2 separate regions of the Homo sapiens genome follow, and region 1 is linked to region 2. Evidence: chromatin loops called from intact Hi-C (ENCODE). Cell type or tissue: dorsolateral prefrontal cortex. All regions are shown on one strand.

Region 1 (8,000 bases), 610 kb before region 2:
TTTTTAATTCAGTTTATGTGGTGAATCACATTTATTGACTTGTGTATGTTGAACCAAACTTGCAGCCCAGGAATGAAGCCTACTTGATCACAGTAAGTTAAAATTTTTATGTGTTTTTAGATTTGGTTAACCAGTAACTTGCTGAGGATTTTTGAGTTTATGTTCATCATGGAAATGGGCCTGTAGTTTTTCATTTTTCATTGTTTCTTTGCCAGGTTTAGGTATTAGGGTAATGATGGCTTCATAGAATGAGTGAGGGAGGAGTCCTTCCTACTCAATTTTTTGGAATAGCTTCAGTAGAATTGGTACCAGCTCTTCTTTGCATGTCTGGTAGAATTTGTTTATAAATCTATCTGGTCTGGAGCTTTTTTATATGTTAGGTTTTTTTATTCCTGTTTCAGTTTCAGAACTTGATGTTGGTGTGTTCAGGGTTTCAATTTCCTCAATTCAATCCTGAGAGATTGTGTGTTTCCAGGAATTTATCCACTTCCTCTAGATTTTCTCGTTTGGGTGCATACAGATGTTCATAACAGTCTCTGAGATCCCTTGTATTTCTGGGGGATTGGTTCTAATGTCACCTTTGTTGTTTTTGATTGTGCTTATTTGGATCTTCTGTATTTTTTTTTCTTTGTAGCTAGAATTCTGTTGATCTTGTTTGTCCTTTCTGTTGATTATTTGTATGAATTTTGGGTTCTCAATTTCTCTGCGTTCTGCTCTGATTTTAGTTATTCATTTTTTTCTGTTAGTGTTAAGGTTAGTTTGTTCTTGTTTTTCTGGTTCTTCTAGGTGTGATGTTAGATTGTTAACTTGAGATCTCTCTTTTTGATGGTAGGCACTTGCCATGATAAGCTTTCCTCAGCATTACTTTTGTTGCATCAGAGATTTCTGGTATGTTGTGTCTCTGTTTTCATTTATTTCAAATAATTTTTTTGATTTATGCATTTTTTTTTGTTTACCCAAAAGCCATTCAAAAGCAAGTTATTTAATTTCCATGAAATTGTGTGGTTTTGAGAGCTGTTCACGGTATTGACTTCTATTTCTATTATACTGTGATTTGAGAGTATGGTTGGTAAGATTTTGATTTTTTGAAATTATTGGGGCTCACTTTATGGCTGAGAATGTGGTTGATCTTGGAGTATGTTTTTTGTACATATGAGAAGCATTTATACTCTGTGGCTAATGGGTGGATGTCTGTTTGGTCCAATTAGTCAAGTGTCAAGTTTAATTCCAGATTTTTGTTGTTAGTTTTCACACGTCTAATGCTATCAGTCTAATGCTATTTTTCTAGTGCTATCAGGGGAATGTTAAAGTCCCTCACTACTATTGTGTGACTGTCTAAGTCTTTTCATAGGTCTAAAAGTACTTGTTTTATAAATCTGAGGGCTACAGTTTAGGTAAATATATTTTTAGGATAGTTAAAAATACTGTGTTGAATTAACAGTTTATCTTTAGGTAATGCCCTTATTGGTCCTTTTTTACTTTATTTGCTTGAAGTATGTTTTATCTGATACAAGAATAGGGACCCCTGCTCTTTTTTATTTTCTGTTTGCTTGGTAAATCTTTCTTCAATTCTTTACTTTGAGCCTATGGGCACTGGTACGTATGAGATGAGCTTCTTAAAGGCAACAGAAAAATAGGTTTTGTATTCTTTATCCAACTTGCCATTCTGTGCCTATTGCGAGGGGCATTTAAATCACTTACATTCAAGATTAATATTATTATGTGAGGTTTGATACTATCGTGAAGTTGTCAGCTGATTGCTTTGTAGTTTCTATTGCGTGTTTGCTTTATAGGGTTTGTGGGCTATGTTCTTAAGTGTGTTTTTGTGGTAGTAGGTATTGTTCTTTCATGTCCATGTTTAGAACTCCCTTAAGGATATCTTGTGAGGCTAGTCTAGTGGTAATAAATTCTCTTACTGTTTGCTTATCTGGAAGATTTTATTTCTCCCTTGCTTATGAAGCTTAATTTAGTAGAATATAAAATTCTTGGTTAGAATGTTTAATTCTTTAAGAATGCTGAACATAGAACGCCAGTCTCTTCTGGCTTGTAAAGTTTCTGCTGAGAAGTATGTTTTTAGCCAGATGGGTTTCCCTTTGTACATGATATGTTTTTTTTGTCTAGCTGTTATTAAGATTTTTTTCTTGAGTATCGATCTTGGAAAGTCCAGTAACCATATGCCTTGGTGACATTCATTTTGTATAGTATATCGCAGGTGTTCTCTGGATTTCTTGTATCTAGTGTCTACATCTCTAGCAATATTAGGAAATTTTTTTTGAATTATTTCCTCAAATATATTTTTGATTTGGTTTACTTTTTCTCTCTCTCTTTCAGAAATTCCAATAATGCATACGTTTGGTCATGTTATATAATCCCATGTTTCTCAAAGGCTTTTTTAACTTTTTTTAAATTTTTGTCTGACTGGGTTAGATCAAAGATGGATCTTTAAACTCTGAAATTCTTTCTTTTACTTGGTCCAGTCTATTAATAAAGCCTTAAATTGTATTTTGAAATTCCTTAAGTGAGTTTTTCAATTCCAGAAGCTCTAGTTGATATTATTAAAGATGTTTATCTCTTCCTACATTTCCTTGATTGCTTTAGAAGTTTCTTTGTGTTGATTTTCCAGCTTCTCTTGGATCTCCTTGAGCTTCCTTTCAATCCACGCTTTGAATTCTTTATCTGTAATTTCTGAGTTTTCATTTGGTGAGGGATCATTACTGGCGAGCTAGTGCAATCATTTGGTGGTATCACTACATTCAGATTCTTCATAGTGCCAGATTCTTAAACTGGTTCCTTTTCTTCTAGAGATGCTGGCATTTCTAGTTTTGTAATTATTTTCATGCGGGTAGAAGTTTTGCTTTTTCTTTCTTTCCATATAATATTTTTTCTTTCCGTTTTTCTTTATCTTCTTCCCTAGGGCATGTGTCTGTAGAGAATACTGGTTAGGGTCTATGGGCTTTGCTTCTATAGCCCTATGCACTTCTCTTAGCATTTTTCATGTTGGGCTGTGAAGTTTAACTTACAAGCCAGTAGATGGCGCTTATAGGTAACAGCAAGTTGCAGCCAATGTGGCTGGGTATATACTTGATCCTTGTTTACCAGGAGAAGCTTTCCGCTGTCTCAGGCAATGGACTAATTCATGGAGTGTACTGTAGTCTGAGCTCCCTGATCAGCCGCGGGGAGGTGAGGGTAAAGATGGGTTGGATCAGACGAGGCAGTTCTGTCTACAGGTTCCCTGGTGGCAGGCACACGCTCCAGCCCTGAAAGAGAATTCAGTGGGAAATCAATAGGTGCCCAGAGATGTGCCTAGGCATGGAGCTGGGAAACCTCCTCAGCCTCAAATTATATACAGGGGTATGAGGGGCAGCCTAAACTCTCAATCCAGGAGACGATGTGCTCCAGATGCCTGGAGATCTGCCTGTGTGGACAAGAGAGAGCTCCCCTGCACCAGGATCACTGCATAGGTAGAGTGGAGCAGCTCAGGCTGATGTTCCATCTGGCACTCTCATGCTTGGAGATCTGCCAGGGCATGGAGCAAAGAGGGCTCCCCCATACCAAGATCTCTGCACAAGAAGAGTGAGATGACTTAGGCTGCTGAACCAGGCAAGCAAGTGCTCTGAATGCCTGGAGATATATATTTTTTTACTGTGTATATATGTATTAATGGTATCTATATATATATATTTTTACTTTTGAGTTAATTGAGTTCTTTGTATATTCGGGATATTAGTCCCTTGTTGGATGAATAGTTTGCAAAGCTTTCTCCCATTCTGCAGATTGTTTCTTTACTCTGTTTATTTGTTTATGTCCTCTCCGATTTCTTTCATCAGTGTTTTGTAGTTTTCCCTGTAGAGATCTTTTACCTTCTTGGTTAAATTTATTCCTACGTATCTTTAAATAGCTATTTAAAATAGGATTGCCTTATTTAACTTTTCTCTCAGCTAGTTCATTATTGGTGTATGGAAATACTACTGATTTTTGTATGATGATTTTGTATCCTGAATTACTAAATTTATTAATCAGTTCTAACGGTTTTTTTGGTTGAACCTTTTTTTTTCCCCTAAATTTGAGATTATATTTTCTGCAAAGAGGGCCAATTTGACTTCTCTTTTCTAATTTAGATGACTTTTACTTCTTTCTCTTGCCTGATTGCTCTGGCTAGGACTTCCACTACTATGTTGATAGGAATGGTAAAAGTAGGCATCCATTACTTGTTCCAGTTCTTGGAAGGTTTTCAGCTTTTCCCCATTCAGTATGATTTTAGCTTTGCATTTCTCATATATGGACTTTATCATGTTGAGGTATGTTTTTACTATGCCTATGTTGTTGAGAATTTTTATCATAAGTAGATGTTGTATTTTATCAAATGATTTTTCTGTGCCTATTGATATAATCACATGGTTTTTGCCCTTTATTCTGTTGATGTAGTTTATCACGTTTTATAGATTTGTGTATGTTGAACAATCCTTGCATCCCTGGGATAAATCCTACATTGTCATGGTGTATTATCTTTTTGATGTGCTGTCAGATTCAGTTTGTGTATATTTTATTGGGAATTTTTCCATCTGTTTATCAGGGACATTGGCCTGTAAGTTATTTTTGTCGTTGTGTCCTCGCCTGGTTGTGGTAGCAGGGTAATGCTGGCCTTGTAGAATGAGTTGGAGAGAATCCCCTACTCTTTAAATTTTTGAAATAGTTTGAAGAGAATTGTTATTAACTCTTTATAAGTTTGGTGGAATTTTGCAGTGAAGCCATCTGGTCCTGGACATTTATTTTTACTTATTTAATCATATTACTCATTATTGATCTGTTTGTATTTCTTCCTGATTTAATCTTGGTAGGTGGTAAGTGTCTGCAAATTTATCAGTTTCCTCTAGCTTTTCCGGTTTGTTAATGTATAGTTGTTCATAATAATCTCTGATAATATTTTATACTTCTATAGTGTAAGTTGTAACACCTCTTTTTTGTTTCTGATTTTATTATTTTGGTCTTCTCTCTTCTTTCTTGGTTAGTCTACCTGTTTCTCCATTTTTCTACACCTTCATAAAACCAAGTTTTCATTTCACTGATTCTTTGTACTGTTTTTGTTGTTTCTATTTTGTTTAGTTCTGCTGTGATCCTGATTTATTTTGTTCTACTAAGTTTGGCATCTTTTTGCTTTTCTAGGTTTTCGAGGTGCATTGCTAGACTTTTTATTCAAAATCTTTCTAACTTTTAAATGCATGCATTTATTGCTATAAACATCCCTCTTAGCACTGCTTTTGTTGTATCCCATAGACTTTACTATGTAATGTTTTGATTTTTGTTTGTTTCAATAAATTTTTTGATTTTCCCTCTAATTTCTTCATTGTCCCAATGGTCATTCAGAAGCAAGTTGTTTAATGTTCATATATTTTTACTGCTTCTAAAGCTCCTCTTATTTTGACATCTAGTTTTATTCCATTGTGATATGAGAAGATACTTGATATGACTTCAGATTATTTTTTAATTTGTTGATAATTGTTTTGTGTCCAAACATACAGTCTGTCTTAAAGAATGTCCCATGTACTGATGAGAAGAGGGTATATTTTATAACTGTTGAATTAAGTGTTCTGCAAATTCCTGTTAGGTCTATTTGTTCCTAAGTGCAATTCAAATCCAATGTTTTTCATTGATTTTCTTTCTACATAATCAGTCCTATGCTAACAGTGGGGTATTGAAGTCCACAACTATGATTATATTGGAGTTTGTCTCCCTTTAAATTTAAGGGAGGTTTTGTATTTGCTTTGTATGTCTTGGGGGTCCTGTATTTAGTGCATATATGTTTACGGTTATTATATCTTCTTGCTGAATTGTTACTCTTATCATTATGCAATGACCTTCTTTGTCTCTTCTTACTTTTTTGACTTAAAATACATTTCATTTTATACGAGTATAACTACTCCTGCTTGTTTTTGATTTCTCTTTGCATGGAATTTCTTTTTCCATCCATTTACTTTCAGCCTATGTTTGACTTTATAGGTAAGATAATTTTCTTCTAAGCAACATATGGTTGAGTCACTTTTTAAATCCATTCTGCCAGTCTTTTATATGAAAAGTTTATTTACATCCAAGATTATTATTGATATGTGAAAAGTTTATTTACATCCAAGATTATTATTGATATGTGAGACCTTTTTCCTGTTATTGTTTATTAAATCAATTACTAAAATCAATTTTATTAATTGATTTCTGATTGTTTTGTGTATCTGTTGTTTCTCTCTCTCTCTCATCGTTCTTCCTTGTTTATTGGTTTTCTCTAGTGAAAACATTTGAGTCCTTTCTTTTCATAATTTGTGTGTTTGCTCTATCAGGATGTTTTATACTTTTGTGTGTTTTCATGATGATAGATATTGTCCTTTTAAAGCCTAGAACTCCTTTATGTATTTCTTGTAGGGCCAGTCTTGTAGGGTTGGATTTCTTCAGCTTGTGTTTGTCTTGGAAAGACTTTATTTATGTATTCTTTTTCATTTACGAAAGCTAACTTTGCTGGGTATAGCATCCATGACTGATAGTTCCTTTCTTTTCTTCTCTTTACTTTTATTTTATTTAATTTTCTGTTCTGTTCTGCTCTTCAAGCACTTTGACTATATAATCCCATTCTCTCCTGGCCTGTAAAGTTTCTGCTGAGCAATCCACTGTTAGTCTGACGAATATTCCTTTGTAAGTGACAAAACATTTTTCTTTTCCTGTTTTTAGAATTCTCTCTTTGTCTTTTACCTTTGACTGCTTGACTATGATATGTCACATGGAAGGCTTTTTGGAATTGTATCTGTTTGGGATCTCTAAATTTTCTATATCTGAATATCTAAATCTTTTTCTAGACTTTGGAAGTTTTCCTCTGTTATTTTTGAAAAGGCTTTCCTTCCCTTTTGTATTCTATTCTTCTGTGACACCAGAAACTCAAATATCTGGTTGCTCTATTGTGTACTACATGTCATGTGAGCTTTGATTATTCTTTTTCTTTTATTTATTTATTTTTGTCTGACTGGATCATTTCAAAAGATCTTTCTTCAAGGCTTGAAACTCTTCTACTTGATCTAATGTATTACTAAAGCTTTTGAGTGCATTTTGTATTTCTTTCAATAAATTCTTCAGTTCCAGAATTTCTGTTTGGTTCTTTTTTATGATATCTATCACTTTGGTAAGTTTCTAATTCATATCGAATTAAAAAATATTTGTATTATTATCTATGTTCTCATGTATTTTGTTGAACTTTTTAATGTCATTATTTTGAATTCTTTTTCTGGGATTTTATAAATTTCTTTTTCATTGGAATTTGTTGCTAAATGATTATTATGTTTCTTTTGAGGTCTCATAATTCTTTGCTATTCCCTGTTTCTTTTATTGATATCTGGTGTAACAACCACTTTTTAAAAAAATTTTTCAAATTTGCTTTTTTAGGGAAGAGCTTTTTCCTGAAGATGTATTTATATTGTTGGTTGGGTAGGACATTTCAGGTGGTCTATTCTTTAAGCCTCAGTGGTGGCAATGGCAGACTGGACATGTCTGTCCTTGCATCCCAGAGCAGTGTACGCTAGCAGCAGTTTAGGTCCAGTCAGGTCAGTTCTTGGGTTTCCATGCAGCTTGCTCAAGTACCAGCAGTAGTAGTAGTAGATCAAGTTGGTGGGCAGGTCCTCAGGCACCTGTGAAGTACATAAGGCATGGGCAAGGGAAGTGGCATTGGTAGGGCAACCCTCTGACTTCCCAGTGATCCACTCTGGTGTTGATGATGTCTGTGATGGTCTGGGTGGGTCAGTTTCCAGGCCCACAGGTGACATGTGCAGGTTGGCTCCAGCTGTGGTGGTGGTGGCAAGTTGGGTGGTGGGCAAGGAGGAGTGCTCAGGTGTCAATGGTGGTGGATCAAGCAGGGTGATCCCAAGGTCAGTGGGCAGTGTGCTCAGGCATGGAGGTTTGGGGTGGACCTTGTCCAGGAGGGCCTGTTCTCATATACCCTAGTAGTAATGTGGTTGCTGGCTGTGGTA
Region 2 (8,000 bases):
GATATTCAGTTTTTTCCCAAGACCCTAGGCTCCCAGAAGATTACCAGGTTTAGAGTTATAGAACTCAGAATAGGTTGAATCTTCATGTTTATTTTCCTACCTAATCATTTGAGAGAAAGTGAAATTTAAATCAGAAAGGTCAAGTGAGGCCAGGCATGGTAGCTCACTCCTGTAATCCCACCATTAATCTATGGACAAATGGCTGAGGCGGGCAGATCACCTGAGGTCAGGAGTTCGAGACCAGCCTAGCCAACAGAGTGAAACCCCGTCTCTACTAAAAATACGAAAATTAGCTGGGTATGGTGGCACGTGCCTGTAATATCAGCTACTCAGGAGGCTGAGACAGGAGAATCGCTTGAACCCAGGAGGTGGAGGTTGCAGTGAGCTGAGGTCACACTACTGCACTCCAGCCTGGGTGACAGAGCAAGACTCCATCTCAAAAAAAAAAAAAAAAAAGGAAAGAAAGATCAAGTCACTTACTACAATCACTGCAGCTAATACTACTCAGAGTGTCAGACTTGTAATGGAATATAAATCAGCATTTATGACTTCCTTCATCGAAGTCTGGCTACAAATAACCCCAGCTCAACTAAATTGTATGCTTATTTTATACATTTCATTACATTCTAGTTTCTTATGTAGTGCAGTCTAATAGCAGGTAGTATGCAAACTGGCAGTCCTTGGTCATATTTTGAGTAGCACTGACTGCAGCTAAGTAGTTTACAAGGCCAGAATTGGGAATTAGTTTCCAGCTATCCAAACCTACACTTTTTCAACTGAACTAGCATTTCCTACAATATTCCATGAAACAATATTCCCATAAGATGTTAAGTAATAGGTGTTCTACATTTTCTTAAGTCTGAAAAACAGTGGTCAAATGTAAATTTTTTCCTTGTTATACTGAATTTCTGGGTGGTTTTACTATGTTAATGTGCTCCATGACACTCAGAATGGAAGAGACCGTGTATTAGTTTTAAAACTTTATTGTACAAACACTTATTAACAAAATTAATCCAAGTGACTCAAGGAATACAGTTTGGGAAACTGTGTCCTGTATAGTAGGATGTTACACAAGTGAAGATCTTACTAGGAGTTTAAGGTACAACACAAATGTATTTCCCCCTCACATTTAGACCAGATCAATCTGATAGCCTCTGACTTAGTACATGGCTTGGTGTCACATTTAGAAAAACCACTATTTTAATGTTCAAATTTTAATTAAGGAGTCCTTTGAGTCTGTATCAGGCTTCCTTGTAGTAAAATCCCAGGAAATACTATATTCGTCTATTTTCTATTGCTTAAAATGCAATTCCTAAAAATGGGTGATTTGATAAGGAAAATAAATTTATTTCTTAGAGTTAGGAGGCTGAGAAGTCTAGGTTGAGAGGCCACATCTGATGAAGGTCTTCTTGCTGGTGGGGGCTCTCTGTGGAGTTCCGAGGTGGTACAGGACATTACATGGCGAGGGGGTCAAGTGTGCTAACGTACTAGCTCAAGCCTCTCTTCCTCCTCTTATAAAGCGCCAGTTCCCCTCCCATGATCATCCATTAGTCTATGGACAAAGTAATCCATTCCTGAGGGCAAAACCCTCATGGTTCAATCATCCTGAAAGGCCCCACCTCTCAATATTGCCGCATTGAGGATTAAGTTTCAACATAACTTTTGGAGGGGACATCCAAACCATAGCAGGTATATTTCAGAACTCCTACCAATTTAAGATTTTCTCTGTATCCATCTATTGCATCTAAACCTCATTTATCATAGTAAAGCAACTGACTGTAATTCAAAACTGCAAAACTCTCTTCAACCCACCCCAAGCTGACTCTTATCTTTCTTATCCCACCCACCTTGGTTTTTTCCCCTCTTCTAAGAGACATCTTTGCTCATTCCAAACTAAATCCATCCAGCCTATCTGTGCTCACTTCCATTAGCTCTCTTACCCACAATCCTGCTTTTACAATGAATCCCAGAAACAGCGTGGCAGGCAGAATTCCACTTGGCAGGCAGTAAAGGAAGAAAAGCTGTGAACACTCATACACTAACAATTGTTTTCTCCAACATATACTTCTCATTAATCATGCAAAGGCTTAATCTACTCTCTCTTTCATATTTATAATTCACACTCATTTTCAGTCTATTGTATATGTTGGAATAAACAATTAGTCATGTATTAGTGTTTACACCTTTCTGCCTCCACTGCCTGCAATCTATTAAACTTCAATTACTGTGACCTGGTAGAGGACATGAACTTCCATGAATTATTCTAGGTTGATAACTTATCCTGCCTGGAATTCTCTGATGACAAGGAAGCTGATTTTACTGTCTGAGGTCCACTACGTAACTCACATTTTGAACTAAATACTATATACTCTCCAGGCGGGTTTCCACTCCACTCTATATCTTGAAAAAAGATCTTAAACAACAAGGACCACTATAACACACTAGAGTTCACACTATACCAGAAGCAAGACAAAAAAAATGTCAGCAAAAGACAAATAAAAGATCTAGCACAGTCTCTTTGAATAATAATACGCTGGATTGATACTTCCTGTTTACTTTTAAAACCCCTTATATTCAGAACTGGACTGGGAACAGAAAATTTAAGTTCTTATATCATCCATCCCTCAACCAAATGACATTGAATACATCCCTTAAAATTTATAATTCTCAGTTTCTTCATCCATAAAACGAGTCAGTCAAACTGAAGTCCCTCTTGGCTCTAAAGTAATGTGATTTTATAGTATGCCTCAAGGTCTTTTAGGTACTTCGAGCAGTGGTTAAATGATCAGGTTCTGGGTTTGAATCTCAGCTTTGCTATTTACTGCTTGTATGACCTTGAACAAATTAATTATTCTCTCTGGGTCTCACTTCCCTAATCTATGAAACTGAAATAATAATAACCTACCCTACAAATTTTGGAGATTAAAGTAATGCATTTAAAGTACTTCAAACTTAGTTCCTAGACCCTAGTTACAGCTCAGTACATAGAAATTATTATCAACACCATTATAGGTTTTTTAAAATTTATTCCACACCCATTAAATGTCTGGCATAGTGTTCAGTGAACAGGTGCTGATCTGGGTATATCTCAGGCCTATGTTCACTTCACTTCCAGATAAATATTCCTTAAATAATACAAAACTATTGCCTTTTAATCATTAACCTTATTTTGACTTCTTATGCCTAGTGCTATACAGAAACTTATTTATTCAAAGACTTAATGTAGTACTTAAGTGCTAGACACTTTTCTAAACACTGTAAAAATATAAACTCAATCTTTCCATAATCCTATGAGTTGAATATATTATCATCTCACTTTCTCTATGAGGAATTTGAGTTGGTAACATGCCCCAGAGTATGTTCCAACAACTAGTATGTGCCACAGCTGGGATTTGGACTCAGGTGGCCTGTCTGTAAAAACTGTGTTTGTCCCACCAGGCCACACTGCCAGCCTTACACGCTACCATTCTTGGACTTATCCCATCTTGAATGGTTAACTAGTCTCTTCCCATTCTTCTGAAAAGTCCAGGCATTTCACTCATTTACGTTGCTGTACATTTAACTCTGCCTTCCTTCCCACCCCTTTCTAACCATCAAGTGGCGTCTTCCAGGTTCAACGCTCTACAGACCCAAATCTAAGACATCCATCAAGACTTCTTGCAATTTTCTCCCTTTCGATGTTGTCAGCTGTTTCTTCCGCTCACTCTGATGTCTTCTGTCTTGGTCTATTTCACTTGCAAGCAAAAGGGATGGGTAACATGTAATTTTTTGCACATGACTCCTCCTGCACATCCCACTAAACTGTAATTACCAAGAGACCAGGGTCTGTAGGATTCTTTCGCATTTTGTTCTCATGGTTGGTGGTCTGTCTCAAAACAGCCCTAGAAATTCCCTTATAAGCTAAAACATTAGGATGTATAGCATTTATTCGATCCCATTTTCTCCTCAAAGCAAATCTGACAACAGATACAATAGTCTTATTTGGCATAAGCTAGCCTACAGTGACATCTGGTGGCTATATTCTTAAAAGGTTTACAAACATTCACTAAAAGGGTAAGGTTTGTTCCTTAAGGAAAAGTTGCATTATCTATCAAAGCATGTGTCAGAACTGAGCTACCCACCAAGAGGGCAGGAAGAATCTGGTGAGATCTACACTCAGTCCTGAAGTACGGAGCACCTCCCCTCAGAAGGAGAAAGCACAGAAACTGAGGACAACTACACAGAAGTTGAAGTTCTGTGTTCCAGTCCTGACTGTTAGTGCCTGGAGAGTAGACAGGCCTCTGTTTCTCTCTGGGCCTTGGTTATCTATTTTGTTTTAATGATGGAAATAAACTCAGCCTCTAAGTTCTTTCCTCCCTAATAAAACAGAATATAATCTACAAATAAATACATACAATTTCTCTCAAATATCTAGTGCCAAGTAAAGTTAGTTATGATTTCTCATTTAAACATCACCTGTCTTATACAAGTACATCATAGAATTAGCCAAAATTAAGAGGCTAAAATCTCTCTCATACCAGTAGTAACAATAGTACCATTCACAAGAGTAATAATAACCGCTAACAATGCTATGTAATATGTATTCTTGTATGTATAACCTCATACTGTTAGACACAACTGAGGAGCCTTAAGCAGCAGACAGTCCCAGATGGCATCTTATGACTCAGGATGCCTCTGCGGAAGAGGTTGGGTCTACACAAAAGCCTCATAGGGCCGGCCTTCATAGCTGGAGAGCATCAACATGGGATTACAACCCCGTCTGTCCTATAAGACTTTAATGCCTCTTCTCTTATCTCACAGCCCTACCTGTAGTCATACAGGAGGCAGAGCAGTCCTGTTAAGCACAAGTGAGCAAATGTCCAAGCTGTCCAACCATCCCTCGCCTTCTCCATTGGTAACCAAGCCTGGATTAGGCTCAACAGAAAAGGGGTAAAGGCAAAAACTGGAAGAACTCTTGAAGCTGATATTAGACTGGATGCCTGGAAAAGGATGCCTGGATGCCTGGAGAAGTTTATTACTACTACAAGTGACATCAGAAGCTATGGAATATACTCAAGGTACTGTCAGGGCTATAGAAAGGCGGTTTGACACAGTACAGAGTAACAGCAATAGTAAAAGAATAAAGTTGCTTTCTGTTGGAGGTTTACTTAATCTGCCTCATTCAATAACCATATTTACTATTATGGACTGAATAGAATTGCCCATTTTGAATGACGGGTAAGCAGAAGAAATAACCTAATACAGAACCTCTGAAAGAATGAAAGAGATATGGAATACGAGAGATAGCAAAGAAAATAATACATTCCAACTGCTTTTCCCTGTTAAGGAAATATGAATGCTCTAAAACATGAAATAAATCCACAACACACAATAAAAAGAAAAGTAACAGTACAGGAATACTGGTATTGCATATACTGTCTAAAAGGATGAGGAGTTAAAGCAGAAATGGCATTTATGAAAAATAGTAAGTCAGTGATGTTGCAGGCAGGCTTGAAAAAATCACATATAATGTTGAAGTCAAAAAAGACCAAAATAAAAATGATTAGTGAAAAATATAACTATGTAGACGGGAGCAGATACTAGAGGACCATTACAGGAACAATTGCTTCCCCTGAAAAAGAAGAAAAACTAATTGCAATAGAAAAAAATATTCAAATAGGTATTGGAAGAAAATAATTTAGAAGTGAAGGCAAGAGTTTATCTGAAGGTCCAACAGGTTTCTCATTTTCCAGGGAAATTTAAGAATGTCTGAAATCACAATTCTGCTTAAGTTGTTAGACTTTAACAATAAAAGTGTGTTACATTTGAGTCCCACTAGAATTGCAAAAAAAAAAAAAAAAAAAAAAAAGAAGAAGAAGAAAGAAAGAAAGAAAAGAAAAGAAAGAGAAAAAAAAGTATCTTAAAAGCATAAGGTACAGAAGTGGTTACTGAAACAGGAAGAAAAGAGATATCAGGCCCTGACTTCTGGGACAGTTTAGATGCAAATAGCTGAGTTATGCCTACTTAGTTTTAACAGGGAACTGCATATTTGTAAAACATTGCACTCAATAAATGGAGAAAACACATTTACCCTGCACTTCTCCCCTAAACTCCAAATTCATTCCAGAGGCTACTCTTTATCACCCAATTATCTAATAGACAACCCAAAAACAAAATTTCCAAAACCAAACTCCCAGTCTTCCCCTGACAATTAGGTCCCAGTTTCTCCACATTTAAGTTAACAAAAATGCATTTTCTCTTCACTCAAACAAAAAAACCCAGCAGAGTCATTTTTAACATTTCGTTCTACCACTCCGCACATCTGAACTATGTAGAAATCCCATTGGCTCCACTTTGAAAATAAAGCCTAATTTGAACATTTCTTACCACCTCCCCTGCCATCACCCTTTTCCACATCACTACTATTTGTAACCAGGATTATTAAACCAGCTTCCTAGTTGTGTCTGCTTTCATCCTTACCCCTAGTTGTTTATTCTTAGGGAGATCCTGTGTTTCATCCTCTAACTTGGGACATTTTTGAAAGTGAAAGGGGCTAGGACAATAGGCATAAACTAGGATCGTCCTGCACAAGGCAGGGCGTATGATCCTTCTACTTAATCTTAATACAGAAGCCAGGAGTGTTTTGTTTTCTGTTTTGTTTTTGAAATGGAGTCTCACTCTGTCATCCAGGCTGTAGTGCAGTGGTGTAATCTTGGCTCACTGCAGCCTCCACCTCCCGAGTTCAAGTGATTCTCCTGCCTCAGCCTCCTCAGTAGCTGAGATTACAGGCATGCACCATCACATCTGGCTGATTTTTGTATTTTTAATAGATAATGGGTTTCACCATGTTGGCCAGGGTGGTCTCAAACTCCTTACCTCAAGTGATCCTCCCCCCTCACATCTCAAAGTGCTGGGATTACAGGCATGAGCCACAGTGCCCATTCAGCCAGGAGATCTTTTTAAAACAAGAGTCCTGCCACTCCTGCTCAAAGGCTTCTCATCTCCTTGGCTTAAAAGCCAATGTCCTTCCAATGACCTACAAAGTTCTCCATGTTCTGGCTGCCTGACATCTCTGACCACACCTCTCTCTTTCCCCTCTCCCTTTACTCCAGCCACAAGTCCTACTTTTTCTGAAAACTGCCAGGCACCTCCTGCCTCCAAGCCTTTGCCTTGAGGCTCCTCCTGGAAATGCTTTCCCCTCCCCCATTGCCTCTGTGTGACTTACTCTTTCATTCCTAGCAGGCTTTGCTCAAATGTCACCTCATTAGCAAGTCTTCCCTGACAACCCTGTTTAAAATTGCAATCTCCTCCCCCAGCTCCCATGTCTTTTATTTATAGCACTTATAACTTGCCCATACTTCTATATTGCTTACTTATTACATTTTGCTGTTTGTCTCCTCTCATCACTGCCCCACTTGAATGTGAGTTCCACGAAGGCACATTTTTTTCCTGCTTCTTTTCTCTGACCTAGTCCTTATGATACAACAGTAAATGGAAATAAATGAAGACCAACCCAATGACAACAAGCAAGTCCTATTTGTTCAGAGCTTGCTGTAGTAAGGGAGCCAGCCACCACCCCTAGTGTTTTAACAGAGACTCAAAGGCAGGCAGGGCAGTGGAGAAGCTTTAGAGTGGATACACTGGAACACTTCAGGTGTGCCCTGACTGTAAGCTAGTGGTCTGGGGAGGCTGTAGGTCATTTACTAAATGTGGGGCATCCTATGTGATCAGTTAGGGGTATTTATTTGGCTTTGTCTGATCCAAAGTTGGTATTGATATGGGAGGGGGGCAGAGAAGTGCTCGACAGAGAAGGGCAGTGTCCCTGGTAAGGGCTCCACCCTCAGTCCTGTGCCCACAGACCTAAGTGAGAACAGGCACTCCTGTTTTCACACTCAAATGATGTATTTTCCAAGACCACTCTGGCCTGCCTTGGCCCCCATTTTGTGCCCATAAAAACTCCCAGACCATAGCCAGCACAGACACAAGCTGCTGGACGTCAGGAGGAGCAGAAGAGCACACTG

Evidence for each region. Hi-C counts contacts between places; a loop is a spot of excess contacts. Peaks named below come from ENCODE experiments on the same cell type or tissue, not always from the same donor. Only the 100,000 strongest peaks of a DNase experiment are listed, where the experiment ranks them.
Region 1: it touches region 2 in a loop (8-fold over the local background); 25 of 110 quality-filtered maps call a loop at or near these places.

The regions. Positions count from the first base shown.
Region 1 is chr5:153,143,596-153,151,595 of GRCh38, reverse strand. No RefSeq gene overlaps it. Among named protein-coding and RNA genes, the nearest start is that of LINC01470, 180 kb to the right of the region's middle. In dorsolateral prefrontal cortex, a CTCF peak has its summit at 3,008 (motif pointing right); no DNase peak of the experiment used is centred here.
Region 2 is chr5:152,528,828-152,536,827 of GRCh38, reverse strand. No RefSeq gene overlaps it. Among named protein-coding and RNA genes, the nearest start is that of NMUR2, 130 kb to the right of the region's middle. In dorsolateral prefrontal cortex, CTCF peaks have their summits at 3,804 and 4,005 (motif pointing left); no DNase peak of the experiment used is centred here; H3K4me3 peaks cover 419 bases; H3K27ac peaks cover 433 bases.